2 separate regions of the Homo sapiens genome follow, and region 2 is linked to region 1. The links are chromatin loops, found by intact Hi-C in ENCODE. Cell type or tissue: chondrocyte. All regions are shown on one strand. Each heading gives the region's core, and the rest is flanking DNA. Links, peaks and the distances in the headings are about the cores only.

The links. Hi-C counts contacts between places; a loop is a spot of excess contacts. Peaks named below come from ENCODE experiments on the same cell type or tissue, not always from the same donor. Only the 100,000 strongest peaks of a DNase experiment are listed, where the experiment ranks them.
Region 2: a loop joins it to region 1, with 4 times the contacts of the local background. A loop is called at or near these places in 5 of 110 quality-filtered maps.

What each region holds. Positions count from the first base shown.
Region 1 is chr15:51,643,407-51,659,175 of GRCh38, forward strand. It overlaps LOC105370816 (a long non-coding RNA gene), which reads right to left and starts at 12,300. Exons shown (of 5, transcript XR_932236.3): 1 at 12,091-12,300; 2 at 10,002-10,162. RefSeq lists a cis regulatory region at 8,700-9,280. In chondrocyte, for the core only: CTCF peaks have their summits at 6,723 (motif pointing right) and 6,946; no DNase peak of the experiment used is centred there.
Region 2 is chr15:52,219,787-52,235,555 of GRCh38, forward strand. It overlaps MYO5C (myosin VC), which reads right to left. Exons shown (of 41, transcript NM_018728.4): 24 at 12,836-12,899; 25 at 9,347-9,527; 26 at 5,653-5,746; 27 at 5,289-5,352; 28 at 5,115-5,195; 29 at 3,758-3,938; 30 at 1,376-1,469; 31 at 1-36. It overlaps LOC105370820 (a long non-coding RNA gene), which reads left to right and starts at 1,374. Exons shown (of 4, transcript XR_007064638.1): 1 at 1,374-1,908; 2 at 5,423-5,772; 3 at 6,712-6,830. RefSeq lists a silencer at 9,236-9,410. In chondrocyte, for the core only: CTCF peaks have their summits at 7,793 (motif pointing left) and 8,011; no DNase peak of the experiment used is centred there.

The sequences.
Region 1 (15,769 bases), core at 3,131-11,130:
AAAAAAAAAGTAGCCATTATCACCTATTTACTTTTTTTTTTTTTTTTGAGACAGAGTCTTGCTCTTGTTGCCCAGGCTGGAGTGCAATGATGTAATCTCGGCTGACTGCAACCTTTGCCTCCCGGGCTCAGGTGATTCTCCTGCCTCAGCCTTCCCAGCAGTTGGAATTACGGGTGCATTCCACCATGCCCAGCTAATTTTTGTATTTTTAGTGGAGATGGGGTTTCACCATGTTGGTCAGGATGGTCTCTAACTCCTGATGTCAGGTGATCCACCTGCCTCAGTCTCCCAAAGTGCTGGGATTACAGGCGTGAGCCACTGCACCCGGCTATTACCTATTTTCTAACATTACCTCTATGTAGTTGGAACATTTTTGATGATTTTTTAAATAATATAAATACACAAAGACATTTTGGGTTTTTTTGTTTTTGTTTTTTGGGCTTTTTTTTTTTTTTTTTTTAGACGGAGTCTTGCTCTGTTACCGTGCAGTGGCATGATCTTGGCTCACTGCAACCTCAGCCTCCTGAGTTCAAGTGATCCTCCTGCCTCAGCCTCCCGAATAGTTGGCATTACAGGTATGCACCACCAAAACCAGCTAATTTTTGTATTTTTAGTAGAGAGGGGGTTTCACCACGTTGGCCAGGCTGGTCTCAACCTCCTTATGTCAGGTGATCCACCTGCCTTGGCCTCCCAAAGTGCTGGGATTAGAGGCGTGAGCCACCATGCCCGGCCACAGAAAGATATTTTGAACAGAAAGACAGTACAGTTATATCCTTCAACCCCCCACTTCTCACCTTTCACTACCTTCTTATCCAACTATAAAGCATGGTATTTCAGAGCTAGTTTTTAAGGAAGAAATTGTTGAAGTTAGTCAAAGACGAAGTATGAACAATTAAAGACAATGATGTACCCCCAAAAGCCCACAAGATAGAGGTTCCAAAAATGAAATGATAAAAATGAACATGTAATGGGTAAGATTAATTATCTACCCACAAAGATCATTTACAGTCAGCAGTAAGGTCTAAATGGGTGCCTGTGTGTCATCTCCAGTGAGCACAATTCTATTGGCATGTCTATAGCTGTAACCTAGTTTGGTGCCTAAGAGGAAAGGGGTGTTTCCAGTGGAAGGAACAATGAGCCTGTACTAATCAAACCACCTTCATAGATAATTTGGCTTCCCTATTATATGTGTAAGGAAAGAATATATTGATGCAGCTGTCTTTTGTCATTACAAATGAATAAATAAGCAGTTTCTTGTGAATTTGATGTGTGAATTGATCCTTCTGAACTCAGTCAGTCAGTCGGCAGAAAAAAATCAAGTGCCCATGGAGCACTCTACTGAGGTTCACAAAATACTGCCCTGGAAAATCAATCCAAGAGGGGCTGGCTCCTGTTAATGAAGATGAGGAGGATGAGACTGCTGATAATGTTGATGATGATAGCTACTATGTGTCGGGTGCTGTGTTAAGTGCTTTACAAAAATTTCCCTGTGTAATTGCCATAGCAATCCCTCTTACAGATTAGAAAAAATGGGGTTTGGAAAGGTTAAGAAACTTGCCTAAGGTGACACATCTGTGAGCTAAGATTCAAACCAGATCTAAATGGGAAGCAAAACTACTTGATCACTGTTCTTGATTGCTTACCTCAAAAGAAGAGATCTTCTTTGGATTCTTAATGAACTTGCCTAGGACGTTTCCTTTCAATTCCATGAAAAAGTAAATACATTTTATGACTCCAACTTGCCTCTTAATAAGAAATGCCAGAAGGTTTAATTCAGGCAAATAATGTATTAATTTTCTAAAAAGAATGTTGTGGGTACCAAAAACTACAAACTAGTAAACCTGGAAAAATCTTTAATGGAGAATAAAACACAATTTGTGGCAATTTAAAAAAGAAATATATTTATCAGGAGCCAACAAGGATTCACCAAGAGCAAGTCATGTCAAATTTATTTAGTCTAGTTTTCAACAGCAAAACTAATGCCATAGACATCTTTTATTTTCTTTCCGTGAAAAATATGACAAAATCCCTACTGATTATCACACCAAAATATTATGCTGACCAAGGCCCCCACAGGCCTCTATAAAACGGCAGATCCCTTGGCAAATTTACCATTGATGAGACTCTAACTTCAGCCTGGCCAACTCAGAAATTTAATTTCCTCATGCTTACAAAGCCCACAAGAAACTAATGACTAAAACCAGCCACTTTTTATTGAAAAGTCATACTATATTGAAATGTATTTTACATATAGAAAGAAACACAAATCTTTAGTGAACAGCTTGGAGAATTCTCACAAATAAATATATATATACTGGTATAACCATCAATCATTCCAGAAAAGTTCCTCATCCCCCTTTCTGGCCAATACCTCCACCTCAATAGCTTTCTCGTTTCTACCACCAGGGATTAGTTTTACCTGATCTTGAGCTTTACATACAGGGGATTTTACACTATGCATCCTTTTGTGTCTAGCTTCTTATACTCTACACTATATTTTTGAAATTCATTTACATTGTTACGTGTATCAGCATTTTGTTTGTTTGTTTTTTTTTTTACTGCTAAGCAGTACTCCATTGTATGAATATAGTTTATGAATTTGGGTGATAGACATTGCAACAAAGCACCATTTTATTTAGACATGATAATATTAATCTTAGGCGTTTCCCTTTTTAAGGATATGCTTGCATATCACAGCTTTTGGGTTTTAGTTGAATTATCTGAAATCCCCCTGTACCTCCATTTCCAGTTCTTGCACGAACGACTTCGATATTACCCTGGCCTAATGGGTGACCTGCAGGATTTATCCCAGATGTCTGGATTAATGGTGTTCTGGCCACCTGGAGGAGTCACAAGAGTCAGTCCTCCTCTCTGCCTTGGTCTGAAAGGTGTGGCTGAAGACACAGTATAATTGTCAAATCTATAGATGGCCAGAATAGCTGATGTGAAAGCTAACAGAATCAAAATTTATAAGAATTTAAAGCAGACTGAAGCACAAAATCAAACCAACAATATAGACATTGAGAACTAGATATAGGTTCAGAAAACATCACTCACAAGTACAGTTTTGGAGTAATCTGGTTTGCCAAAATTTCAATTTGAATACACAGGTTTATAAAAATGACTGCATTAAAATAAGCATTTTTAAATCCTACTCTGCATTGATTCAGACTGTAACTGGGAAACAATTTTCAATTCTGGCCACCACAGTTTAAGAAAACTTATAATTCTGGTAAGTATATTCACAGCGAGATGACCAGTACTAATTCATTCATTCAACAAGTATTTGAGCATTTACTTTGTGCTGGGCACTGTCATGCTGATGGGGGTATAGCAGCAAGGAAAACGACTAAGGCCCTGCCTCATGGTACTTATATTCTAGAAGGAATACAGAAAATGAACAAATAAAAATATAATATGTTAGGGCCCAGGAAGTTCAATGAAGAAAAATAAAGCCAGGTAAAGTAATAGAAGAGAAGGGAAGGGCTTTTGGGAGGAAGTGGCCAAAGCAGACCTCTCCAAACAGATGACATTTGAACAAAGACCTGAACGATGTAAGGCAGGGTTCAGCAAACTATGAACAGTGGGCCAAATTTGACTGCACACCTGTTTTTGTGTGGCTCGAGAGCTAAGAATGGTTTTTATATTTTTAAAATAGTTAACAAAAAAATTTTTTAGAGAATAATACTTTTTGACATGGGAAAATTATATGCAATTCAAATTTCAGCATCCAAAAATAAAGTTTTATTGGGACACATCCGCACTCATTTATTTACTTATTCTCCATGGCTGCTCTTGCATTATCACAGCAGATTTGAGACCATATGGCCCACAAAGCCTAAAATATTTACCATCTGGCTCTTTATGCAAAATGATTGTTGACCCCTGATATAAGGGAGCAAGCCCTACCATTATCTAAGGGGAAAACGCCCTGGAATAGATAATGGCAAGAGTAAAGGCCCTGAGTCAGGCCTGTGGTTGGCTTGTGATCAACGAACTGGAAGGAAGCCAGTGTGGCTGGATGGCAGGGAGAGAGGGTGAGACTAGTAGGAAATGGCAGGAAGTGAAATCAGAAAGGGAACTTCAGACCAGATCTGCTTGGGGTAAGGATTTTGACTTAAGTGACACAGAAAGCCATTTAAGGGGTTTGAAAAAGGAATGACATAGTGTGACAGCTGGCTGGAACATGGCTGGATGGGGAAAAAAATACATCTATTTTCTCTAAGCATCAGCTGCAATTTAACATTTCAGTCATAAATATAGACAACAAAACACAATTGTATTTAGCAGTACCTGTGACTTTGTCACCAATGAATATCACTTTTTTTTTTTTTTTGAGATGGAGTCTTGCTCTATCGCCCAGGCTGGAGTGCAGTGGCGTGATCTCAGCTCACTGCAACCTCTGCCTCCTGGGTTCAAGCGATTCTTATGCCTCAGCCTCCAGAATAGCTGGGATTACAGGCGCCCGCCACTACGCCCGCCTAATTTTTTTGTATTTTTAGTAGAGACGGGGTTTTACCATGTTGGACAGGCTGGTCTCAAACTCCTGACCTTAAGGGAACTGCCTGCTTCGGCCTCCCAAAGTGTTGGGATTACAGGCGTGAGCCTCTGCACACTTTTTTATAGATAATGATTATTGTAATTATCTTAAAATATCATTTATGAATAGATCTATTCAGAAATTATTAGACCTTGTACTATAGCTTGTTATTAAATGAATTAATAAAGAAGTATGTATGTGTATTCAGAGTGAACAGGCAACCTACAGAATGGGAGAAAATTTTTGCAATCTACCATCTGACAAAGAGCTAATATCCAGAATCTACAAAGAACTTAAACAAATTTACAAGAAGAAAACAAACAACCCCATCAAAAAGTGGGCAAAGGGTATGAACAGACACTTCTCAAAAGAAGACATTTATGCAGCCAACAGACACATGGAAAAATGCTCATCATCACTGGTCATCAGAGAAATGCAAATCAAAACCACAATGAGATACCATCTCATGCCAGTTAGAATGGCGATCATTAAAAAGTCAGGAAACAACAGATGCTGGAGAGGATGTGGAGAAATAGGAACACTTTTACACTGTTTGTGGGAGTATAAATTAGTTCAACCATTGTGGAAGACAGTGTGGCAATTCCTGAAGGATCTAGAACTACAAATACCATTTGACCCAGCAATCCCATTACTGGGATTGGTATAGGTATACCTGTACCTATACCTATACCAATACCTATACCAATACCTATACCTATAGGTATAGGTATATACCTATAGGATTATAAATCATGCTACTATAAAGACACATGCACACGTATGTTTATTGCGGCACTATTCACAATAGCAAAAACTTGGAACTAACCCAAATGTCCATCAATGATAGGCTGGATTAAGAAAAATGTGGCACATATACACCATGGAATACTATGCAGCTATAAAAAAGGACGAGTTCATGTCCTTTGCAGGGACATGGATGAAGCTGGAAACCATCATTCCCAGCAAACTATCACAAAGACAGAAAACCAAACGTTGCATGTTCTCACTCATAGGTGGGAACTGAACAATAAGAACACTTGGACACAGGGTGGGGAACATCACACACTGGGGCCTGTTGGGGGATGGGGGGCTGGGGGAGGGACAGCATTAGGAGAAATACCTAATGTAAATGATGAGTTGATGGGTGCAGCAAACCAACATGGCACATGTAAACAAACCTGCACGTTGTGCACATCTACCCTAGAACTTAAAGTATAATAATAAAAAAAGATGTATGTGTATATATAAAACTATATCACAAATTTGATTTTTTGATATTTTAATAACTGTATTCCAATGTAATTGATTTCCTGTTTAATGCTTTGTATTTCATATTATGTGTTTTTAAATGTCTCTCTGGGGCCCATATGCTCTACAAGATTTTCCAAAGGGTCTAGAGCCCAATAGAAACTGATATAAAAGCAGTGAGAAGCACTAGAAGGACTAAATTAGAGAAGGGAGGACAAGGCAGGTCCAAGATAGGTATTTTAATTTCTCTGGCACATAGTAAGCACTGAATATATGTTAATTACTATTGTTATTGCTAATATTTTTATGTATACCCTTATAGTTTTTTAGCTGTGTGTGGCATATACTACTTTGTTATCTCCATTTTTCACTCAAAAGTATATCATAAACATCATTCATTGTCATTACATACTTTTAAACCTCATTTTAATGGTCAAAGAGTGGTTAATTGCAGAGACGTATCATTATTTATTCAATTAATCCTCAATCGCAAGATATTTAGATTCTTGTTTTACTTAGTAAAAATAAACACTGCAATAAACACCAATGTTAAGTCTTTGCAGCATCAGTGTTAAATCTTAAAGTATCCATAATTATTTCTTTAGGATAGACCCTAAAATTAGAATCAGCATGCATTACTCAGTGTGCTGGATGTGAAATCCAGTCTGTCCAAGATTTCCACTTCAGCTGTCCTCTTAGTTGGGATTTCATCTTTCCTCCTTGGTTCACACATACATAAGCAACTGTCTGAGCTTACCCTCCTGGTTCAACCAAAGCCCCCAGTGTTTAAACACACACACACACATACACACACACAGAGAGTCAGTTTTGTCTGTTCTTACTTTCTGTACAGAATTAAGGCAACAGGAAGGATACATGAAATCAAGGGACAAAAGCTAAATTCCTACCATCCACCTGGTGGCAGTATTTCCTAAACGTTGGCAGAATATACAGGCAGTAATAGGTACCTTCTGTTATTTCAATAGTATTTTCTATGCAAATCCAGTCCTATAAAGTGGTGTACCATGTCACAATGAATGAAAAAAAGAATTATTCTGGCAAACGCTAGGTCAATACAGTTGTATAGTAATTCTAGAAGTTTCCTTTGAGGACTGCCAAAACAAATATCTTTGTTTAAAAACAAAAAAAAAAAAAGCTATTTTTAAAAAGCTTGTAAAATTAATTTTTCTCATTAAGAATATTATAAGATTGCAGACATTTTTAGAAATAGAGAAAGGAAGTCACATATATTTTTACTAACATAACCCGTTAGCATATTGTTATGCTCCTTTCTGATCCTTTTTTCTCTAAGCACATTTTTATAATTGTAATCAAGCTATACATAAAATTGGCTTATACTCTCCTTTTGGCATTAATCACATTGAAAAATTAATATACTTAAATAAAATATATTAAAGTATACTTATAAAATATACTTATTTCTGGGAGAGGTGGTCACAGGTGATATTTACTTCTTTAAACACTTTTGTATTTCCTACTTTTAAAATCAGAAAAAATTTAATCCTAAAAAATCTATTTGATTCCATTTACATCCTATACAACCCCACATTTCTATCCCTAGGTGAATCTCCAACAAATAGGTATAAAAATGTGCCTCAAAATGCAAAGGTACCAAGAAAAACAAAACAAACAAACAAAAAAGGCAAAGGTACTAAATTGTTTACAGGAACATCACTTCAATTCTCAGTTGATGGCTTTGCTTCCCATTCACTGAGAAAATGACCTACGGCATCTTGTCTTTATTAGCTCTCTGACTTCACTCCATCCCTCTCTACTCCTTTCCTCCTTGCTCACTTTACTCCATTCCCACTGGCCCCTTTGCCATGCCTAGAACAGGCCAGGCATAATCTCACTCCAGGGACTTTTACCATACTCTTTCCTCTGGAGGCTTTGCCCCAGATATCCACAACGCTAGCCCCCTCATTTCCTTCTCAAGTCTACACAAAAGTCACCTCCTTATTGAGACCTTTCAACCCCACCTCTAAATGTCATGTCCTTCTTCTCTGCTTTATTTTTTCTCCTATACACCCATAACTTTCTAGCAATGTGTATTTTGCTTATCTGTTTTATTTCCCTTTCCACCTGAATGCAAACTCTGTGAAGGCAGGTTTTGTGTCAGTTTTGTTCAGTGACGTTCACTGAGTGTTTTGTTCACTGCTTATTCTATTTGAGGCACAGAATATGAATGGCACATGATATGTACTCAAGAAATACTTACTGAACAAATAAACGAATAAATGATGGCAGCCTGAACTAGGGCAGAGGGGAGATTGAGAGGAGGGAGATGGACTGGACAAGCAGAATAACAGTGAATAGCAGGTTGTGGGATATGATGGTGCAGTCGCATAGGACCCTCAGTGCCTCTGGATAATTGGCTTACATCTTCTTGAGATGCAGCATGAGTGAGGGAGGAAGGAGCTTGAGTAGTTGCATTTGAGACTTGAGATGCTTGCCGGTCATCCAGTGCTCTAGGTAACTGGATATGTATGTGGTCAAGGGAGTGGTCAGGGGTGGAGATACAGAGGATGGCCTCAAGTCTGGAAATACAAATAATATTATCTCATGTATTTTAATATCAATAAAAAATACATTACATATTTACTCCTGTTTCCATTGTAGAATCTTCATTATTATTGGGGAGAGAGTAAATGAAATGAGTTCAATCTTCCAAGGATGGCTAATCTTATGTATGTAGCTGCCTATATAAACTTTCCAATAATTCACCAAGTGTTGGCCTATTTCTATTACCTTGGCTTCCTTAATCTTGACATAAATGCTCATAAGAAATTTTTGAAGTGTAAAGGACAGCCTCAGAAACAATACAGCAAATTCCAGGCAGCCTCCATAAAAACATACAGCATATAGAGTTCTATATACCAACAAAAGGCTACAAAAACCCTGTAATTAGCCTTTTGCCTGTGGAATTAGTTTAAAGATAATGTCTATGAGTGCTGTAGATGATTAGATCTTAATTTTATAGTCAGAGTTATACTACTGAGAGAGGAATAATATAAGGTGGCCGTAGGAGATTAGAAAATTCCAGGCAACAATTTCATATGACTAGCAAAAGGCAACTGTTGAAATAGCTGCAGAGGCTATGGGCTGATAAGACCCTGAGAAACAGGGTGTGGACCAAGATGGCTAAGACTGACTGAACCCAACATGTCACTGGATTTGACGTAGGTTTCTCCTAGAACCTCATTATATGCTCATTAACGTAATCACATGCCCACCAGCACCATGACACTTCCAGGAACACCCATTATTTAGTGCAAAAGTGGGTGGCACCACAGTTTTGAGAAATCTTCACCTTTTTCCAGGAATCTTCATGAATATGTCACCCCTTGGTTACAGAAACCCATAAAGATAGTACCCGAAAACCTTGTGTGCAACTCTCTTGAGTACACCTGCACTCCCCTTTCTTGAGTGTGTACTTTTCGCTTTGCAATAAATCTTCATCTTTTCACTATTTTCTGACTCATCCCTGAATTTCTTCTTGTGATGGTGTCAAGAGCCTGGATACCGGTTGAGGTCAAGGTCCCACTAGTGTTTGTGGACCTACCCCAGCCCATCAGTATCATTACCACCTCAGGACTATCATATATATATATACGTATATATATATATATATATACACGTATATATATATACACACACACATATATACATGCTGGGGAATATATATATATGTGTGTATATATATATGTATATATATACATATATATACATGCTGAGGAAAGGTGATTCGGTTCCTGATTTTGAAGGCCCTAAAGCCTCATTAATACCTAAATAATCCCTTTTTCACTGCCTTGGACATACTTACCCCTAACTCCCTCACTTCTTGAATTTTTCCTGCCTCCTTACGTTAGCAACACCTCTCTCCACCAGACCACCTAATGAGAGCACCATGACTCCTGAGGTCAAGGACCATATTTTGTTCAACATCATATTCTCAGCACTAACACAAAATGGGTGCTCAATAAATGCTCAGATAGCAAGTGGCCAGGGGAGGGCAGGTGAAAGAAGTTCCATCTGAAACATAATCCACGTTATTACCCGGTGTGGCAAACACTGCTGGTTATCTTATGGCAGTCATTTCTCCCTCGAATCTTTCCAGTTTTGACCATTGGGAGCTCTTTCAGTTGGCTTTCATGCCTCCATCAATGTAGATTTGTTTTGAACACTTTCTTACTTTCAGGCACTACAAGATGCTGCAGGGTCGTCTTGTATATCTTCTGCCCGTCTTACAATCACCTGCTTCTCCAAGGATCCTTGATTCCTTTTATTGAAGGATGGTGTTAGAAACCAAGATTTCTGCATTAGACATGCTCATTGCTGTTGGAGTGTCATTGCCTATAGATTCAACATACATAATTTAAAATGTGGTAGTAGCCCCATTATTTAAAAAAAGCAAAAAAAAAAAGACTGAAATTGACTTTAATTAAACCAAGTGTTTCCAACATATTATCATTTCAATATGTAATCAATGCAAAAAATGATTAATCAGATTTTTGCATAGTTTTTCTTTCACACCGAGTCTTTGAAATTCAGCCCATCTCAATTTGGATTAATCACATTTCAAGTGCTCCACAGCCCACATGTGGCTAGCAGCTACTACAGGAATAGTGAAATTCTAAAAGCTTTATGATTTCAGCCTTTGCTATGTGGCCTATTATCCATCTTGAACTATTTTTTGTATATGGAATGAGTGACTATCAAAATTTGTTTATATTCAGTATCAAAAAATTAAATCTTCAGTGCCATTTGTTAAAATGACTTTCCTGGCCAGGTGCGGTGGCTCACACCTGTAATTCCAGCACTTTGGGAGGCCAATGGGGGTGGACTGCCTGAACTCAGGAGTTTGCAACCAGCCTGGGCAACACAGTGAAACCCTGTCTCTACTAAAATACAAAAAATTAGCCGGACGTAGCAGCGAGCGCCTGTAGTCCCGGCTACTGGGGAGGCCGAGGCAGGAGAATCACTTGAACCCAGGAGGTGGAGGATGCAGTGAGCTGAGATTGCACCATTGCACTCCAGCCTGGGTGACGGAGTGAGACTCCGTCTTGAAAAAACAAACAAACAAACAAAAATGACTTTCCTTCTCTATTGAATGGACTTGGCACCTTGAGCCTATTGCTAGATTCTTTATTCTGCTCCATTGATATTCATCTAGTTGATTACATAACTTTACATATGTAACTCACAGTAACTTTCAGACTCAAGTGGTATAAGAAATCCAACTCTATTCTTTTTCAAAATGGTTTTGGCTCTTCAATTCCTTTGCATTTTCGTATGCAAATTTAAGAATCAGCTTGTCAATTTCTTCAAAAGACCTTGCGGGGATTTTGATTAGGGCTGTGTGAAATCCATAGGTCAATGTGGGGAGAATGGAAATCTTAACAATGTTGAGCCTTCCAATATATGAACATTCCCTTTCTCTCCATTTATTAAAGTCTCTTAAAATTTCAGCGATGTTACAGTTTCAGCATAAGGATCTTGCACATTTTGTTAGATATATCCCTGGACATTTGAATTTTTTTTGTTTGGTTGGTTGGTTTTGGGTTTTTGTTTTGTTCTGTTTTGTTTTGTTTTGAGACAGAGCCTCACTCTATCGCCCAGGCTGGAATGCCCTGGCACTCTCTCGGCTCACTGCAACCTCAGCCTCCTGGGTTTAAGTGATTCCCCTGCCTCAGCCTCCCAAGTAGCTGGGATTACAGGCATGCACCATCACACCTGGCTAATTTTTCTATTTTTAGCAGAGATGGGTTTTCACCATGTTGGCCAGGCTGGTCTCAAACTCCTGACCTCAAGTGATCCACCTGCCTTAGTCTCCCAAAGTGCTGGGATTACAGGCACAAACCACTGTGCCCGGCCCATCTGATGTTTTTTAAGGCTCTTGTAAATTGTATTTTAAAAATTCTGTATTTTTAAAATTATTTATTTTCTAATTGTTACAAGTATAGTCATACTTCAGTATCCATTTGAGATTGGTTCCAGACCACCCCCATCCCCTACAGTTACCAAAATTCATGGATGTTAAAGTCCTTTATATAAAACTGTTACCGGGGGGTCCTTGCTCCCAGAGCTCCCAAGATGGCAGTGGGCCACTTCCAAGATGGTGGCAAGCCTCATGTTCTCTGACCTGGGGTTCTTGGCCTCACGGATTCCAAGGAATGGAATCTTGAGCCATGCAGTGAGTGTTACAGCTCTATTAGAAGCCGTGGGTCACGGAAGAGAACCATGGAACCCAGTGACTAGTGTTCAGCTCGATAAGGACGAACCTGGGCACTTAGCCGTGCAGGAGCAATCTCAAGCCGTTAGCCCAATCGGGAGCGGCAAGGGGCGCCTCACTGGATCAGGAGCACAGCAGACACCCTGCCGGATCCGGAGGGATGGAAGTCAGCGGCAGGTCTGTGGCGGCGGCAAACAGCAATGGTGGACGGCGAGCGAAAGCTCAGCTCCAGCCGTAACAAACACAGACCAGAAGAGTGCAGTTGGGAGATTTAATAGAGTGAAATAGAGTGAAAACAGAGCTCGCATACAAATGGAGGGGACCCAAAGAGGGTAGCAGTTGCTGGCTGGAATGCCTGGGTTTATATCCCCCGATTATTGTCCCGCCCACTGTGTTCTCAGGCGATAGATGATTGGCTATTTCTTTACTTCCTGTTTAGCCTAATTAGCATTTTAGTGAGCTCTTTTTCCTACCTGACTGGTTGGGTGTGAGCTAAGTTGCAAGCCACGTGTTTAAAGGTGGAAGCGGTCACCTTCCCAGCTAGGCTTAGGGATTCTTAGTTGGCCTAGGAAATCCAGCTAGTCCTGTCTCTCAAAATGACATAGTATTTGAATATAACCTACTCACATCCTCCTGTATACTTTAAATCATCTCTAGGTTACTTATAATACAGAATACAATGCCTATAAATCACTTCATTTGCGTGATTCAGCATAGCACTCAGCACATGGCAAATTCCAGTTTTGCTTTTGGAACGTTGTAGAATTTTGTTTCTGAAGATTTTCAATCTATGGGTGGTTTAGCCTGTGCGTGCAGATCCCATGGATACGAATGACTGACTGTCTCTAGAAATATAGGAAAGTTTCAGGTATTTATTTTGTATTCTGCAATTTTGCTAAATTCATTTATTCCGTTAAAAAACTTGACTCTAGGCCAGGCGCGGTGGCTCACACCTGTAATCCCAGCACTTTGGGAGACCGAGGCGGGTGGATCACGAGGCCAGGAGCTCAAGACCATCCTGGCCAACATGGTGAAACCCTGTCTCTACTAAAAATACAAAAAAGTAGCCAGGCATGGTGGCGGGCACCTGTAGTCCCAGCTACTTGGAAGGCTGAGGCAGGAGAATTGCTTGAACCTGGGAGGCAGAGCTTGCAGTGAGCTGAGATCACGCCACTGAATTCCAGCCTGGAGCCTGGGCGACAGAGTGAGACTCCGTCTCAAAAAAAAAAAAAAAAACAACAACTAGACTCTGTTGGCTTTTCTACATACACAATCATGTGTAGGAGAAGAAAAATAATTTTTTACTCAACTGTCATAAATTCTTAGTTGAAATGGACCCCCGTAACAAAAGACAGATTAACAATGGCCAGACATAGTGGATCACGCCTGTAATCCTAGCATTTTGGGAAGCTGAAGCGGGTGGATCACCTGAGATCAGGAGTTCGAGACCAGCCTGGCCAACATAGTGAAACCCCATCTCTACCAAAAATACAAAAATTAGCCAGACGTGGTGGCGTGTGCCTGTAATCCCAGCTACTTGGGAAGCTGAGGCAGGAGAACTGCTTGAACCCAGGAGGCGGAGGTTGCAGTGAGCCCAGATCACGCCACTGCACTCCAGCCTGCCTGGGCGAAAGAGCAAGACTTCGTGTCAAAATAAGTAAATAAATAAATAAAAGATTAACAAGAGAAAAGCAAACAGATGTTTATTAACAAGTACATTTCATATATACCTGGGAGAGACCCAGGAAATGAGTGGTTCTCAAAGAACTAGCTTTGAATTCCAGCCTATATACTATTTTCAACAAAGAATGGCAAATTTTTGGAGAAATGACAAGACATAGGAAAAGGACTTTGAGTCTCTAGGGGAGGTAACTTGTGAGAAGGCAAATAAAAAGGCCAGTTAGTAATACTTTTTTTTTTTTTTTTGACAGAGTCTCGCTCTATCACCCAGGCTGGAGTGCAGTGGTGCTATCTCGGCTCACTGCAAACTCTGCCTCCCGGGTTCACGCCATTCTCCTGCCTCAGCCTCCTGAGTAGCTGGAACTACAGGCGCCCACCACTGCACCCGGCTAATTTTTTTGTATTTTTAGTAGAGACAGGGTTTCACCATGTTAGCCAGGCTGGCCTCGATTTCCTGACCTCGTGATCCACCTGCCTCAGCCTCCCAAAGTGCTGGGATTACAGGCGTGAGCCACCGGGCCCGGCCAGTAATGCTTGTTAATGTAGAGCTCTCTGATGCCGTCTCCAGACCCATAAGGGTCTACAGTTGTTTTCAATGGTTAACTTTTGTTCTCTCTGGTAGAAAGTGTATGTGTGTGGAGCATGGGGTCATACCTCTTGTCTTTGTCAAGGTATGTTCTGCTTCTATGGAAATATAGGGATGATAGAAAGTTTTCCTGCACCTACTGTTTCTTAATTACCTTTAGCTCAACAATCCTTATGCCAGAGGCATATTTGTGGTGGTGTATTCTGGTCTCCCACACATGTTATTTATGAATAAATGGTTTTATTTATTTTCCCTTTTAATTGATATTTTAACCTAAATTGATTTGTATTTCATATCAAGAGAGTGGACAGTTTTTGATACAAACTCTTTGGAAAGAAATTTGGCAATATAAACAAGAAATCATAAAATTATTATACTCTTTGATTCAGTAAAGTCCCTCCTAGAAGTCTATGAAGGAAAGTGATTCTTTTCTTAAAAAGAAGTGTGATACACCCACTCAGTGAGCTATTTGTAGACATTAAAAATGAGATTATAAAAACATGACTGTTAAGATGCTTACAGATGAGTGTTGTACACCCAACTAAAAGTGGCTTAAAGTTTAAATAATGTCTCCACATAACAAAAAGACCAGAGAAATCTGGGTGGGGTGGCTCACCCCTCTAATCTCAGCACTTTGGGAGGCTGAGGCAGGCAGATCACTTAAGGCCAGGAGTTCGAAACCAGCCTGGGAAACATGGCAAAACCCCGTCTCTACAAAAAAATATAAAAATTAGCTGGGCATGGTGGCACGCATCTACAGTCCCAGCTACTCGGGAGGCTTAGGCATGAGAATCACTTGAGCGGGGAGGTGTAGGTTGCCGTGAGCTGAGATTGCACCACTGCACTCCAGCCTGGACAATAGAGGGAGACTGTCTCAAAAAAGTAAATAAATAAATAAAAATAAAGACCAGCGGTAAGGCAATTCCAAGACTTACTAAATAGTTTGGTTTTGTTTTTTTTAGAAAAACAGGTGATATGTATATATGAAGCAAGAGAATAAGGTCTGGAGACAGGGAACCTTCACTTCAGCCTCTGATTGGTCGCAGGCCAAGTCTTCATTTTCACAGGGCATAACTCCACTTCAGCCTCTGATTGCTTGTGGGCCATGTCTTCATTTACATAGGGTGTAACCAATAGGAAACCTCTAAAGAGTAATGAAACCCCAGAAGATTTTGCAACAGGTGCTCTTGAGCTTCTTGCTTAAGCCACTCCCACTCTGTGGAGTGTACTTTCCTTTCAATACATCTGTGCTTTCATTGCTTCTTTCGTTCATCTGGTTTTTTGTTGCTTTGTTTGTGTGTTTTGTCCAATTCCTTGTTCAAAACACCAAGAACCTAGATGACTCGTCAAGACCCTCCACCAGTAACATATACATTAATATTTAAGAAACACTGAAACTTAAGAAACTTCCTCTTAAGTCACATTGACCTGGGTTGCTATCAGAAATGAATTAGTTGTTCTC
Region 2 (15,769 bases), core at 3,257-11,256, 580 kb after region 1:
TGCGATGTAACTGATTAGACAATTCTTCTAGTTTTCCTATAATGAGAAGAACTGTCAGTACTTTGGGGGGGCACATATCACTGCATTCTGATTTGGGTTTGGTATTATTTTCAATTTTTAGAGGTCCTAAACTAGGGGTGTCCGATCTTTTGGCTTCTCTGGCCCATATTGGAAGAAGAATTGTCTTGGGCCACATATAAAATACACTAACACTAACAATAGCTGATGAGCTGAAAAACAAAACTGCAAAAAAATCTCATGTTTTAAGAAAGTTTACGAATTTGTATTGGGCCTCCCTGAAAGCTGTCATGGGCTGCATGTGGCCTATAGGCTGCGGCTTGAACAAGCTTGTCTTAAACTGTATCCAGACAGAGATTAACTTTTATTTGGTCTGAACAATGTTTAAACATTTTTAAACCATCATTTAAAAATTGTTCCACATAAATATTCCACATAAAAATCTGGATTCCTGGGTTTTCTTTAAAAATAGGAATCTCTAGCAATACTGGGCCCACATTCCCACTGGGCAACAATCAGTGGAGCTTGGAGGCAGCAGCCTGTTTATTTTTTTGTATGTTTTTTCAGAGACAGGATCTCACTCTGTCACCCAGGCTGGAATGCAGTGGCACAACCACGGCTCACTTCAGCCATCACCTCCCGGGCTCAAGTAATCCTTCCACTTCAGTCTCCCACATAGCTGGGACTACAGGCGCATACTGCCAAGCCTGACTTATTTTAAAAAAATTTTTGGGCTGGGTTCAGTAGCTCACGGCTGTAATCCCAGAACATCGGGAAGCCAAGGTAGGTGGATCACCTGAGGCCAGGAGCTCAAGACCAACCTGGCCAACATGGCGAAACCCCATCTCTACTAAAAATACAAAAAAAAAAAAATTAGCTGGGTGTGGTGGTGGGTGCCTGTAATTTGATATACTCAGGAGGCTGTGGCAGGAGAATCACTTGAACCCGGGAGGCGGAGGCTCCAGTGAGCCGAAATCGCACCATTGCATTCTAGCCTGGGCAAGGGCGAAACTCAGTCTCAAAAAAAAAAAAAAAAATTTTTTTTGTAGAGATGAGGTTTCATCATATTGCCCAGACTGGTCTCAAACTCGAACTCCTGGCCTTAAATGATCCACCCATCACCGCTTCCCAAAGTGCTGGGATTATAGGTGTAAGCCACTGCACTCAGCCTGCACCTCCTTTAAATGTCCTACATACCTTCCCATATCTTTCAACTAGCCCCCTTCTCACATTTGTTACCTGCCCAGCCCCCTAGAGAACCAGAGTTTAAAAGCCCTGAGTACAAGGACATTTCAATGTCATTTCCGGGGTACAGGAAACCGTTTTCTAAAAGCAGGTTAATGAGGGTTTCAGTTACCTTTCATTTTCTCAGCTTGTTCATTCAGGCGGATTTCAAGATCTTGCTTCTGTTTCTCCAATTCTGAAATTTGCTGTTTAAAGTCTGGGATCATCTTTAGAGAAGAATTAGAAATATTAGAATATAAAATACTTTTATCTATGAACTTTAAAATCTTAGAAGCAAACTGAACTATCTTGGTGTTCAGCCTGCAGAACAGATAGCTGTGTAAAAGAGCTAGCCACGACATTAGACTGGATTAACATTTTTTTTTAACCTCAAAACCTATATAGTCTCAGGAAACACCAGTATGCTCAGAGGAAGCAGTTCTCACACAGCTACGACAGGGAGAGAAGGATGTGTACATGTATAGAAATCCTATGCTGAGTTGAGGGAGGAATTAGGTGAAGAAATGGCAGCCAGCGTCTTTGGTCCAAGCCCAGAGCCATCGTCTCCTCATCTAGGAACAGGAAAAGCCATCTCAAAGGGTCCCACTGCTACTTTTGAATTCAAGGACATGCACTGCTCTGTTAGTGGAGGTCTGGAATCACCCGGTAAGTTTCTCAATCCTTTGTCCCTATCTGTATATTTCTTTACATGTCCATCGCCTCCACCCCCAGTTAGGTTAAAACAGGGTTTTTTTTCCTTCCCCAAGTTTATAAACATGCTCATTTTAAAACTGAGTGGCTGAGATCCAGGCCTCTGAAGTCTAAATGAAGAATACAGACAGCCCCTGATTTACGATGGCTCAACTTACTATTTTTCGAGTTTGTGATGGTGTGAAAGTGATATGCATTTAGTAGAAACCATACTTCAAGTACCCATTCAACCATTCTGTGTTTCACTTTCAGTATAGTATTTGATAAGTTACATGAGACATTCAACACTTTATTATAAAAATAGGCTTTGTGTTAGATGATTTTGCCCAAGTACAGGCTAATGTAAGCATTCTGAGCACGTTTAAGGCAGGCTGGGCTAAGCTACGATGCTTGGTAGGTCAGGTGTATTATATGCATTTTCAACTTACAATACAATACTTCCAGCATACGATGGGTTTATTGGGACGTAGCCCCATGGTAAGCTGAGGAGCATCTGTACTTGTTTGAATGTGCAATTGGGTCTCACTGCAAATTCCTCATTAAAGTTTCATCCAAGGAATAAACAAAGATGTAAAGGTCCCCCACTACCGTTCCCTGTGTCCACCCCTGGTCCTCAACTGCTGCTACAGCCCCGAGATTTCCTAACACTCTCAGTTTAGGGAGAGGAGGGGGTAGTAAGGAAGTAGGGGAGCAGCAGCCAGTGAGGCGGGACAAGAATGCTGGGAGAGCGGGGCGTCCTGGAAGCCAAGAGAACAAGGCAGAGAGGGCAAGATTAGCATCGCCAGAGGCTGCTGAGACACTGAGTAAGATGAGGGTGCAAAGGAACCCTTAGTGCTCAGCTCTGTGCAGGCAGAGTCAGCCAGTGGTGGGGACACACGACAGAATGGGGTGGTGGGCAGTGAATGGGAGGTGTGCGGAGGAAGTATGCCTAGAGGGTCTTTGTAAGTCTGACTAAGACCCCAAAGAAATGGGTGATGGCCACAGCAGTGTGGGGTTAAGACAGAGATGGCTTTTTGAATGAGGAGATTCCTAAAGCATTTCTCCAGGCCAGTAGGCATGAGTTGGAAGAAAGAATGAGACAAATGCAGTGGCTAGGAATGCACGTCATGGAAGAGGAAGCCCTTGAAAAGGTGAGATTTGAAGGCCGGGCACGGTGGCTTATGCCACTTTGGGAGGCTGAGGCAGGCGGATCACGAGGTCAGGAGTTCGAGACTAGCCTTGCCCACATAGTGAAACCCTGTCTCTACTAAAAATGCAAAATTAGCTGACCGTGATGGTGGGCGCCTGTAATCCCAGCTACTCGGGAGGCTGAGGCAGGAGAATTGCTTGAACCTGGGAGGCGGAGGTTGCAGTGAGCTGAGATCATGCCATTGCACTCCAGCCTGGGCAACAGAGTGAGACTTCATCTCAAAAAAAAAAAAAAAAAAGGTGAGATTTCAGGCATGAGCAGGACTGGCCTTCTGACACACTCCTGTCTCAAGAGCTACCCTTCAATTTTGTGGTCACTTTCCAAGGGGTTAGGGCTTGATTTAAATATACAGGCTTTAAAACATACACACTTACGCGCACACACAGACAATCACAGCGCCTGCAGCCATCCTGTGGTGAACACACACACTCTTGTATCAGAGTGCTCTCTGGTCTGCAGTCATTTTATAGTTTAATCACCAGACCAAGTTATTTCACTTCTGGAAAAAGTAATTTATATCCACTCTTTTACTGCCAAGAAACTGAATTTGACGCCACTGACAAAGAACAACTCTAGTATGATGGCCACGACTGGGGCCCCTGGCTGAGACCATACCATGTTCTCTGATGTTAGCCTGGTAACTTCATGACGGATGCTTTCATTGATGTCATTTTCTTCTCTGAATAACTTCTGCAGGTGGTTGATTTCTTGACTGAGATGCACCACTTTGAAGTTCAAAGCTTCAATCTCCTTTTCATAGCAATCCTTCTGAGACTGGAAATGGCTCTCCAAAACACTATTAAAGGAGGGGTCAAGAAATAAACCACATGGCCTTTGTTCTGTTTTATGGACTGCTGGGAGGCAGTTATGAAGACCCACAACAAGAGCCGTGCACGAAGTACATCAAGTTTACTTATGCACTCACGGTTACAGGCTACAGAATCAGGAATGCCTAATTATAAAATCTTCTAGCTAGTTAGGAAGCATTATGTGGGGGTTAATATGTAGTTAACAATGAAGAAAATTTTAGAAGTTATTATATTTTTACACTCTTAATAGTTTAAAAAATACTGGCCAGACGCAGTGGCTCACACCTGTAATCCCAGGATTTTGGGAGGCCGAGGTGGGCGGATCACTTGAGGTCAGGAGTTTGAGACCAGCCTAGACAACATGGTGAAATCCCGTCTCTACTAAAAATACAAAAATTAGCCAGGTGTGGTAGCGCATGCCTGTAGTTCCAGCTACTTGGGAGGCTGAGGCACGCAAATCGCTTGAAACCTGGAGGTGGAGGTTGCGGTGAGCCAAGATCTTGCCACTGCACTCCAGCCTGGGTAACAGAGCGAGACTCCATCTCAGAAACAAAACAAAACAAAACATGTTCTGTATGATACTACAGTTGTGGATACGAGTCATTATACATTTGTCAAAACCTACAGAATGTACACCAAGAGTGAACTCTAATGTAAACTATAGACTTGAGGTGACAGTGGCGTGTCAGTGTTGGTTCACCAGTCATAGTAAACACATCACTGTGGTTTGGGAAGTTGACAGTGGGGGAGGTTGTGTGTGTGTGGTGGCAGGGATATATGGGAACTCTCTGTATTTCTGCTCAACTTTGATGTGAACCTAAAACTGCTGTGAAAAATAAAGTTTATTAATTTAAATAAATGCAGCACATGCCTTAAATTTAAATGTATCTACATATTTCTGGCAACATTAACTAACTTATTTGATAATCAGTTTTCACTGTATGGGTTATGGGGTTTTTTACTAGGCATTTTATCCCACAAAGAGATTGCTCTTCATGAATAAGCTACTTACTTACTTCTCAGAGAAATATTTCTAGTGGTTATTCAGTCATTCTACTATAAGGAATTTGTGTATCAATCTATGTAAGGTAAACTTTGGACTTTCCAATAGTCTATTTATTATCTCTGAAAAATAAAGAAGATCCCTGAGGAGAATTTCTAACCGTGTTGCTTTCTTTAGTCCTTCATAAGCAAACCAAAGTTCTCCATCCTCATTTAAATGTTCCAGATCTTCCACAGAGAGCCTGCAAAATAAGGAAGATAAGAAAATCTATCATCTCTGTCACGTTTTACATGTTTACATGTCTTAAAATGTTTGATAATGCAAAAATGATTACCTGCTTCTTACATCTTCAATGTCATAGCTTTCGAGAAGTTGTTTGGTGATCTCTGACATCTTTTCTGAAAGGGAAAGGCAGAGTTGTATATATTACATTTGTGGATGATTTATCTTTTCCCATTCCCTTTCCAGGGCCCAGTTTTCTAGCTTCACAGTCTCCAGCTAAATAACTCACCAGCTATCCAATCAACCAACTAACCAATCTTCCAGGTATTCAACCAACTAGCTATTCAACCTATCAACTAAGCAATCTACCATATGTCCAACCAAATTCATACCAAAGGACACGTTTCCTTAGCAGCGACACAGCTATGATAAATTCAGTCTGCACCCATGGACTAAGAGACTCATATTTTTATTACCTCTCATTTCCCGTTTTTGTGACTGCACATGTTTCTCCACATCTATCTTCTGTGCCTGAAGTAGTTCTATCTCTTTTTCGAACTCAGAGATTGTCTGAATCACAGCAATGACGGAATCAGGTAAAGAAAAAACAACGATTATGCTTTATATAAGACAAAGGGAACACAATTACAGCGTTGCGTGTCTATGCAAGACATCCTCACTGCAGTTTCTTTCTTAGCTAAAATCTTGTTAAACCATCACTGCCTACACAGCTTGGCCTTGAAGCATGCTTAACTACTCAAAATGCCAGATCTAATGGGTTGTATCAGTAGAATTAACTTCCCTGGGCCAGGCATGGTGGCTCACACCTGTAATCCCAGCACTTTGGGAGGCTGAGGCAGGTGGATCACCTGAGTTCAGGAGTTTGAGACCAGCCTGACCAACATGGTAAAATCCCATCTCTACTAAAAATACAAAAATTAGCCAGGCATGGTGGCAGACGCCTGTAATCCTAGCTACTTGGGAGGCTGAGGCAGGAGAATCGCTTGAACCCGGGAGGCAGAGGTTTTAGTGAGCTGAGACTGCACCATTGCACTCCAGCCTGGGGAACAAGAGCAAAACTCCACCTCGAAAAAAAAAAAAATTAACTTCCCTGTTACATAAAGAAAAAAAAATACCTACTATAAGCTTGGGGTGGGGTGGGACAGGGGGAAGACTGAGAAAGGTAAAATCACGGGCTAAAATTCTCTTTTAATGGATAATAAAATATTGAGTGCAAGGACATGGGCAAAGTTGCCACCTTCATAACTGTGGGTTTTGGCTTCAGCTCAGCTTAGATGTGGAGCAGTGGCAGAGACTGGTGAGTCCAGGAGGTCTGGGAGTTAGCTGGCTGTTGGGAAGGAGGTGGCCTGGGCAGCTCTGGTTGTGGGGAAGAGGCAGTATTCTGCCTTTATTCTCCCTTGTGAGCTCAGCTTGAATAAGAATCACAGGTCTGTGCTTTTGCTTTGTATCTGAGGGAGATATAAGGACTTTCAGGGACAGCAGAGGTGAATAAACTCTCCTTGATATTTTTTCAGTTACCCTGAGTATTTAAGGGCTCCAGCCCCTGTTTCTACAGAGAGTAAGCAGGAGAATCAAACTGATATGTGCTGAGCACTTTACCTAGAAGACCTAATCCTCCTAACAGGCCTATGAGGTAAGTAGAGTGATCTTTTCTCAATTAGCAAACAGCAGCTACATTTAACTGAAGGCTGACTGGCACGTTCAGGGTCACATGCCAGGTTTATGGGGGACTCAGGACTATCCAAATCCTGAAGGCCATGCTTTTCTTTGTAATGTTTCAGTAAATGTTCCAAGTCAGATTTGCATTTACTTAGGCTTTTAAGACTGACTATAACACATATAACTTGATGATCATGAGTTATTTTCTTTGAAAACCAGAGTAGGCTGGGCACGGTGGCTCACGCCTGTAATCTCAGCACTTTGGGAGGCTAGTGCGGGTGGATCACCTGAGGTCAGGACTTCAGGACCAGCCTGGCCAACATGGTGAAACCCTGTCTCTACTAAAAATACAAAAAAAAATTAGCCAGGTGTGGTGGCAGATGCCTGTAATCCCAGCTACCTGGGAGGCTGAGGCATGAGAATCGCTTGAACCTGGGAGGCAGGTTGCAGTGAGCCAAGATGGTGCCATTGCACTCCAGCCTGGGTGACAAGAGCAAAACTCTGTCTCAAAAAAAACCCAAAAAACAAAACACAAAAACCCAGAGTAATTTTTTTTTTTTTTTTTTTGTTGAGACGGAGTCTCACTCTGTCACCCAGGCTGGAGTTCAGTGGTGCAATCTCGGCTCACTGCAACCTCCACCTCCCAGGTTCAAGCGACCCTCCTGCCTCAGCCTCCCGAGTAGCTGGGACTACAGGTGTGTGCTACCTCGCCCGGCTAATTTTTTTTTTTTTTTCTAGTAGAGATGGGGTTTCACCGTGTTAACTAGGATGGTCTTGATCTCCTGACCTCGTGATCCGCCCACCTCAGTCTCCCAAAGTGCTGGGATTACAGGCCTGAGCCACCGTGCCCAGCCCCAAGTAATCTTAATGGATCACATTGGAGAGTGAACCAGTCTTAGCTACCAAAGAGGAAGTGAGTGACACCTACTGGTACCTCTCTGCAAGCGCAGTCTCACAAGTTCCTACATTTAAGATACAGACCTCAGACCTCAGCCAGATGACAGGACTCCCACAGACTGACTGACATCAGGCTCATGTGGCTGCTAAGAGTGAAGCAGTCACAGGAATGAAAGTGACCCTTCCTGATCATGTGGTCTGACCTCCTACTTTTAAACAATAGGGGACGGGGCCCAGAAAAGACAGACACTTCAGTTGTGGAATTCAGTGGCCACCCGGATGCAATTCCAAAAGCTCTTCTAAACCACGCATGGCTAGTTCATGACAATTACAGAGACTATTTCCATAATCCTACAAATACTCTACTAATATGTATTTCACATATTTAGTAGAAGCTTAAAAGCTTTCCAACTTAATGATGAAATGTCTTACATTTAAGAACGTAGGTACACTCAGGTTTAACTTTTCTGGTAGGGAAACAATTCACTTAAGCCTTGATTGTCCAAGCATGGATCATTACTTCATCCATTCATTCATTTTTCTCTAGAGCATTTTATTAAATTGCCCAGGAATATTTATATATTTTTAATGATAGATACAGGTAACAATTTTTTTTTTTTTTGAGACGGAGTCTCGGTCTGTCACCCAGGCTGGAGTGCAGTGGCGCGATCTCGGCTCACTGCAACCTCCGCCTCCCAGGTTCAAGCAATTCTCCTGCCTCAGCCTCCTGAGTAGCTGGGATTACAGGCACCTGCCACCACGCCCAGCCAATTTTTGTATTTTTAGTAGAGACAGGGTTTCACCATGTTGGTCAGGCTGGTCTAGAACCCCTGACCTCATGATCCACCTGCCTTGGCCTCCCAAAGTGCTGGGATTACAGGCCTGAGCCACCGTGCCCGGCAGGTAACAATATTTTTATATATCATTATGCAGTTTTAAAAATTCTATGTGATTTTTCCTTCTCAGCTTTATAAAAATTTACTTAAAAATTTCTACCATTGAAAATTTATAGCTTTATTGATGTTATAATTTATGAATATATTGTGGAATAATTCAAGCTGATTAACATGTTATCACCTCAAATACTTGTCATTTTTTGTGGTGAGAACATTTAAGATTTACTCATAGCAATTTTGAATGTACAATATGCTCTTATTAACTACATTCACCACACTGTGCATTGGATAATTGTTTTAGTAAATTTTCTAATAACAGTTTAAATGAAAGATTTTGATAATAAGGTAACTTAACTTTAATGCAGGTGTTTATAGATTTATAGTGATGGATTATATAATAAGGATTCACCTCAATTTACAGTCTAATTTGGGAGTATTCTCTACATCGACATATTTAAATAACTTTACATAAATGTAATTTCAAAAAAGTTAGAAAGTTGACTTTTAAAATATGGAATACAATGATTGCTAAATCAAAGGCAGCCTGGAGGTGCACAGTTGGAAGGACTGAAGGAATCAGGCTCCAGTTGCCTGTGGCCTTTACACAGATGCTTTTAGCTGTCTAATCTGTGGGAACTTGGAATTGCAATCAAATGACGTAACCAGAGGGCGGGGCTGAACGTGAGAGCCGCTCTACCTTGACCTGCTTGCTCAGGCGGGCCACTTCCGCCTTCAAGCCATCAGAAGTGACGTGCTCCCCCTCCACCAGGTGTTGGAGTTGCATCTTCTCATCCTTGAGAGCTTTAATTTCTTCTTTCAAAGACTGAATCTGCTTCTCATAGTCTTGTGTTTTCAGTTCAAAACTTTTTTCAAGAAGCCTACGCAGCAAAAGAAGAAAATAATTTAGAGCTGAGCATGGTGGCTGAAACCTGTAATCCCAGCACTTTGGGAGGCCAAGGCAGGCGGATCCCTTGAGCCCAGGAGTTCAAGACTAGCCTGGGCAACAAGAGAGACCCCGTCCCCACTAAAAATACAAAAATTAGTCAGGTGTGGTGGAGCACGCCTGTAGTCCCAGCTACCCAGGAGGCTGAGGTGGATGAATCGCTTGAGCCCAGGAGGTCCAGGCTGCAGTGAGCTGAGATCGTGCCACTGCACTTCAATCTGGGTGACAGAGTGAGACCCTCCCCACAACACCCCCTAAAAAAGAAGAAAATAATTTAGAATTGTCTCTACAGTCTTTACTTTGAATTAGAATACATCATTTTGAAAACAACAAGAGGAGACAAGTTAATTAGAACCTACTGTGACAGTTCCAGCAGGTAATGGCCTTATTTTTAGCAAACTGTTTCCTCTTCCCTTAGGTTAAAGACAACTTCTTACACCTCCTGATTTGAAAGGTGTGGCTTTACAGTGATCACGCACAGGGCACACTGGCTAGGGAGGCTGAACTTAAAAGACACACTGGGTTTTGGGGCACTGTATTCCCAACCCCCCGGGTTCCATGCAGTCCCCTGGAAGGGCCAGTTTCCTTCAGCGAATACCTTGGCGTGCTCTGCTAAGTCCTGGCTCCTTCCTCGTTCCAAGGATCCTGCTGGAGGTTTGTTTGATCCTAAACAATAGAGCTATCTGCTATGTCCAGGGGTCTAGCCCTTCAAAAATTCTAGAATAAATGGCAGCAAATCCACGTGCCCAAAAGTGCATGTAAATCCAACTGCTCTAGAAGGTTGCTCAATTAAAAATTTGATGATTAACTAAGAAAATAATTGAAAAGAGATACATAACCTAGACAAGCCCAACACAGCCCACAGGGGCCCTTGAAGCAGTGCCAGGAGCTCTATGAGTTTACTAAATGATTCTACCTGCTGAGCTGTCATTTCAGTTCCTTTTAAAACTTGCTTTTATAGCACAAAGGGAAAAACTCTGAGAAAGAGAGCCACATTCCTAATAAATTTGTTTGATTTCTTTTTTATAGATTTTTTTTTTTTTGAGATGGAGTTTTGCTCTTTTACCCAGGCTGGAGTGAACTTCAGTGGCATGATCTCAGCTCACTGCAACCTCCGCCCCCCGGGTTCAAGTGATTCTCCTGCCTCAGCCTCCCGAGTAGCTGGGATTATAAGGTGCCCAACACCACACCCAGCTAATGTTTGTATTTTTAGTAGAGATGGGGTTTTGCCATGTTGGCCAGACTGGTCTCAAACTCCTGACCTCAGGTGATCTGCCCGCCTTGGCCTCCCAAAGTGCTGGGATTACAGGTGTGAGCACTGCACATAACCTCTTTTTTCTACAGATATTAACGAACTTTGTTTCCAGGTTTTTTAAAAAAAAACTGCAGTGCTCCCAAGAGACCAGTAAAATGCCTTTGAAAAAGGAAAAGGCAGCCAGAAGTCTTCCTTTTTTTTTTTTTTTTTTGGAGACAGGGTCTCACTCTGTCGCCCAGGCAGGAGTGCGGTGGTGCAATCTCAGCTCATTGAAACCTCCGCCTCCCGGTTTCAAGTGATTCTCCTGCCTCAGCCTCCCAAGTAGCTGGGATTACAGGCATCTGCCACCACGCCCAGCCAATTTTTGTATTTTTAGTAGATACGGGGTTTCACCATGTTGGCCAGCCTGGTCTCAAACTCCTGACCTCAGGTGATCTGCCCACCTTGGCCTCCCAAAGTGCTGGGATTACAGGTGTGAGCCAGTACGCCTGGCCCAGAAGTCTTATGTAAAAAGAATCTTAGACCCACAGCCTGAGCTGGTCAGGAGGGTGCCCACAGACTGCAGGCCTCTTGGAGCCTCCTGAGAATTTTGACAGGGGCCAGGAATTCCCCCCTTGGCTGACCAGGGACTAAACCAAGCTACAGATGAGTGCTAATGAGGAGGCAGAACACGGGCCTAGAGAGGGTGAAGAGTTTTAATCCCTTCACTGGCCTGCCTCGCCCTGACCCAGTTAGGATTGCAAACAGCCCAAAATGACCTGGCCTCAGCCTGGCTCTCCAAGACCCCTGCTTGAAATGATCACTCCCAAGTGGTCCCTGCACGTGGACAGATGCCGAGAGCCGAGCTCTTCTCCTCACATTAAAAACTCATCGACAATTATATTTTTCTAGGTAAATGAGTTAATTAGACATATTTAAAAACTGATGGAGGATCATGAAACACTTCATATATTTGTTAACTCCTGGAGCGATTCTGTGATATTCCCTCCTCTCTTTAGAATCCTGCTTCCTCACCCAGACGCAGGCTGTCCTGCTCACTGCATGGGGAAGTTTTGTATCCTACCACCACAGGCAGCCCTGAGCTTCCTAGCCCCCAAAAGAGATGTGCCAAGCATGTTCTATCTCTTTCCGGGACCCTGCCATGTACCCCAACTTTGAGATCTAAAAACCTTTGACTCCTTAAGAGAAGGGAAGCCCAGATTGGAGTCCTTGGAGGTTAGCAAAGGGTTTGCTATTGAGATAGGAAAGGTGGGCTGGTACAGTACAAGGTCAGGCACCTGCCTTAATTTCTGTGAGGTCCATTACTTACCTTATCTTTTGGGATAAAAGACAAACTAACAAGGACAATAGGTGGGGAAGGAAAGGAGGGAGGTTTATTTCCTAGGCAAGAATCTTAATTCTTGGATTTGGTAGAAGTTGAAGGTGGTGGTAGTCTCTGAATTTTGCACTGTCTTAGCAATAAAGTAAAAAAAAAAGAAAAGAAAGAAAGAGAAAAGAAAGAAAAGGAGAGGAAGGAAAGGAAGGAAAGGAAGGGAAGGAAGGGAGGAAGGGAGGAAGGGAGGAAGGAAGGAAGGAAAAGAAAGAAAATGAAAGAAAGAAGAAAGAAAGAAGGAAGGAGAGAAGGAAGGAAGGAGAGAAGGAAGGAAGGAGAGAAGGAAGGAAGGAGAGAAGGAAGGAAGGAGAGAAGGAAGGAAGGAGAGAAAGAAAGAAGAGAAAGAAAGAAAGGAAAAGAAAAGAAAAGAAAAGAATTCCTGGTGGTCCACTGTACCCACCCAGCAGAAGCTTTATGGACTAGTCTAGAATGTGTTCAGTATCTGACAGTACACATTGTGGAACTTAGCTCTCATAAATCTCTAATCTCACTTCCTAAAAACAGTCACACCCCACTTTCTTGTATCTGTGTCTGCTATATGCAAACTGAGATGGAAAATATAAAACAGCACAGACAGAAGAAAGAAAGTAGCTTTAAGGCAAACTAGATTCCATACATTCTTTGCCGTTCTTCCTTTTGTACATCATCAAAGAGCTGCTTGGTGAGGTTGTCCATTTTTTCTGTAAAAAGAGAATGCTTTTTGAGATATGTCTGCCAAATCAATGCCTTGATTGTTTCATGTTATGTTTAAGAAAGTGAGAATGTCAGGACAATCATGTGATGTTTATTATTAACAGGACTTACAATGAGAGTATAGCTCATTTTTTATAAACAAGAAATAAAGATGAGGGGGTTTCAAAATAATAATTCTCACAAATTTGTCAGATTGGAATTATCAATAAATAGTTTCATTTATAGTACTTTTGTTGGTCTGTTATTTATTAAAGTAGATATTGGCTTTGAGACAATGAATATTATTAAAAATAAATAGAGGCCGGGCGCGGTGGCTCACGCCTGTAATCCCAGCACTTTGGGAGGCCGAGGCGGGCGGATCACGAGGTCAGGAGATCAAGACCATCCCGGCTAAAACGGTGAAACCCCGTCTCTACTAAAAATACAAAAAATTAGCCGGGCGTAGTGGCGGGCGCCTGTAGTCCCAGCTACTTGGGAGGCTGAGGCAGGAGAATGGCGTGAACCCGGGAGGTGGAGCTTGCAGTGAGCCGAGATCCCGCCACTGCACTCCAGCCTGGGCGACAGAGCGAGACTCCGTCTCAAAAAAAAAAAAAAAAAAATTAAAAAAAAAAAAAAATAAATAAATAAATAGAAACCCTTTGGGAAGAAAATGATCCATTTGTGACAAGGTTTCTCGGTCTTGGCACTATTGCTACTTTGGGCTGGATAATTCTTTGCTGTGGAGAGGGGCTGTCCCACGCATTGCAGGATTCTGAGCAGCAACCCTGGCTTCTACCCTCTAGAAGCCAGTAGCACCTCTGCTCCAGTTGTGACAACCCAAATTGTTTCCAGACATTGGCAAATGTCTGGGGGGTGAGGTGGCAGCAAAGCTGAGAACCACTCATCTGTGATAACCAAGAAAATAATCAAGTGTCTGTCTCTATCTGGGAAAGAGGAAGTACAAAAAAGGCAGCTGTTAACACTGAAATACAAGAGTCGCAAACACAAAGTCTGCAGGCCGAAGGGCAGGACGTTCCATGGCTATGACAACCCCACATTCCCAACACACCCATATGCCACAGGGGCCATCAAAATGGGAGAATGGCAGTGCAGCCCCTCAAATGGTGATGTCCCTATTTGCACTAAGCTGATATCTCATCCTTGAGCTCTACCTCACCTCTGAGCCCCACCCCAGAAGGAGTCCTCGGGGTGCACCGTCGATAGCAATTCTCCAAATTACTTTTTTTTTTTAGCCAACAGTTTAATAGTTTGTCTAACATAGTGCCAAATGTTTCTGAATCAAAATGACTGCTTCAGAACGTTGTAAGGCAGCCAGGAAATACTGGGGGAAATGCTCAAGCTTTAATTTAGAAGCCAACACGTTTTATATAACCTCAATTTTCAATTAACCAAAAGCATTGGCTTTAATTCTGGTGCTTACCATCTTAGGCCATTTGCAGATGCGCTAAAGAAGCTGCTCGAATGTGATTTACTTCTCAAGAGGAATGGGATTATGTCCATGTTAAGTTAGAATCTCAAAAAGGAGAAACAGCATTTGATAGCATCCCTGGGTCTTAGGTCACAAGCATAGGTAAAGGTTGGTGCTATTCACAAAACACTGTTTGCCATGTCGGGGGAGGCGCACAGGATAATCAGTTTATAAATATTACATTGAAAGTTTTCATGGACTTTTTGGAAGAGGATGTAAAATTATTCACCCAAACATGACATGGTCTCAGAAACATAATTTTCAGGTTATATTCCTGAGAATTTAAATGCCCTTGTGGGAAATTCTATTTGAAGTTAGGGGGGAAAAAAGCCAAAACAACCACCCAAGAGGAGTGTGCTGTAATAAAAAGGGTGGAGATGAGGAAACCCTTTCCTAACTCAGGTTCAAGGTTTACTCCCGGACCTCTGACATGCTCCTGTTCATCTCTGACATTCACATGGCTTCTGTGCCCACACCATCAGCCCTACAGAGACAGGGTGGAGGGCACGCAGCACCTAGAACAGGAGGGCATGGCCTGCTCCTCGTCAGCACCTGCACAGCCTTTCCTGCCCCAGTGCCCTGGTGTCAGGCTGTTTACTCCCTCTTCACCAACATTCGCTCCTCCCACTCTCCGCCCTGAACTCCCAGGGCTCTGCACTCCTCTGGGCCCCATCATATCCACCATTTGCTGGGCTAGAGGTGCGTGTAGAATCCCCAGGCCTGAACCCTCGTGTTCCTGCTGCCCCCACGTTGGAGCTCAAGGAAGAGATCCCTAGGCAAGATCACTGAGAGTGGTGATTTAAACTATCTGGTCAGGGATCACCAGGCTCTGTTGCCTGTTGCCTTTTCTGGGGTACAACAAGTATTGTCAAGTTGAACTTGAGCTGAAAAGCTCAAATGTGTAGAGCTAGGCTAAGCGTAGCTGTTCCACAGCCCTAAAGGAAGTGATACCTACTGGTTCCAGGGTCTGCCCTTCTTCATTCAGGGCAGGACAGTAGCAGAGGACATGGGTGTCACTTAGGCTAAGTAACTCCGACAGATCAGAATTTTTTCTGCAAATCTTTGGTGAGCACCAAACATGACTGCAGCATTACTCTGACTGTACATCAGGATTACCGTAAAGGTTTTCTAAAATTACGGATGTCTGAACCACCTCTGACACCACCACACACGAATGCGCACACACAGACACACACACACCCATTTCCTGATGCAAAAGCTCCGGGCTCATGGTCCGACCATCTGTACTTTGCAAAGGGCCCAGGAGGTTCTGAGGCACAGAGAGGAAATGCTGTGCTGTCTGACAAAAGACAGAAATAAAACAGACGAATCTGTAGGGCAAAGTTACCACGACTTAAATATGGCTATTCCTTGTGAGCAAAAATTGCC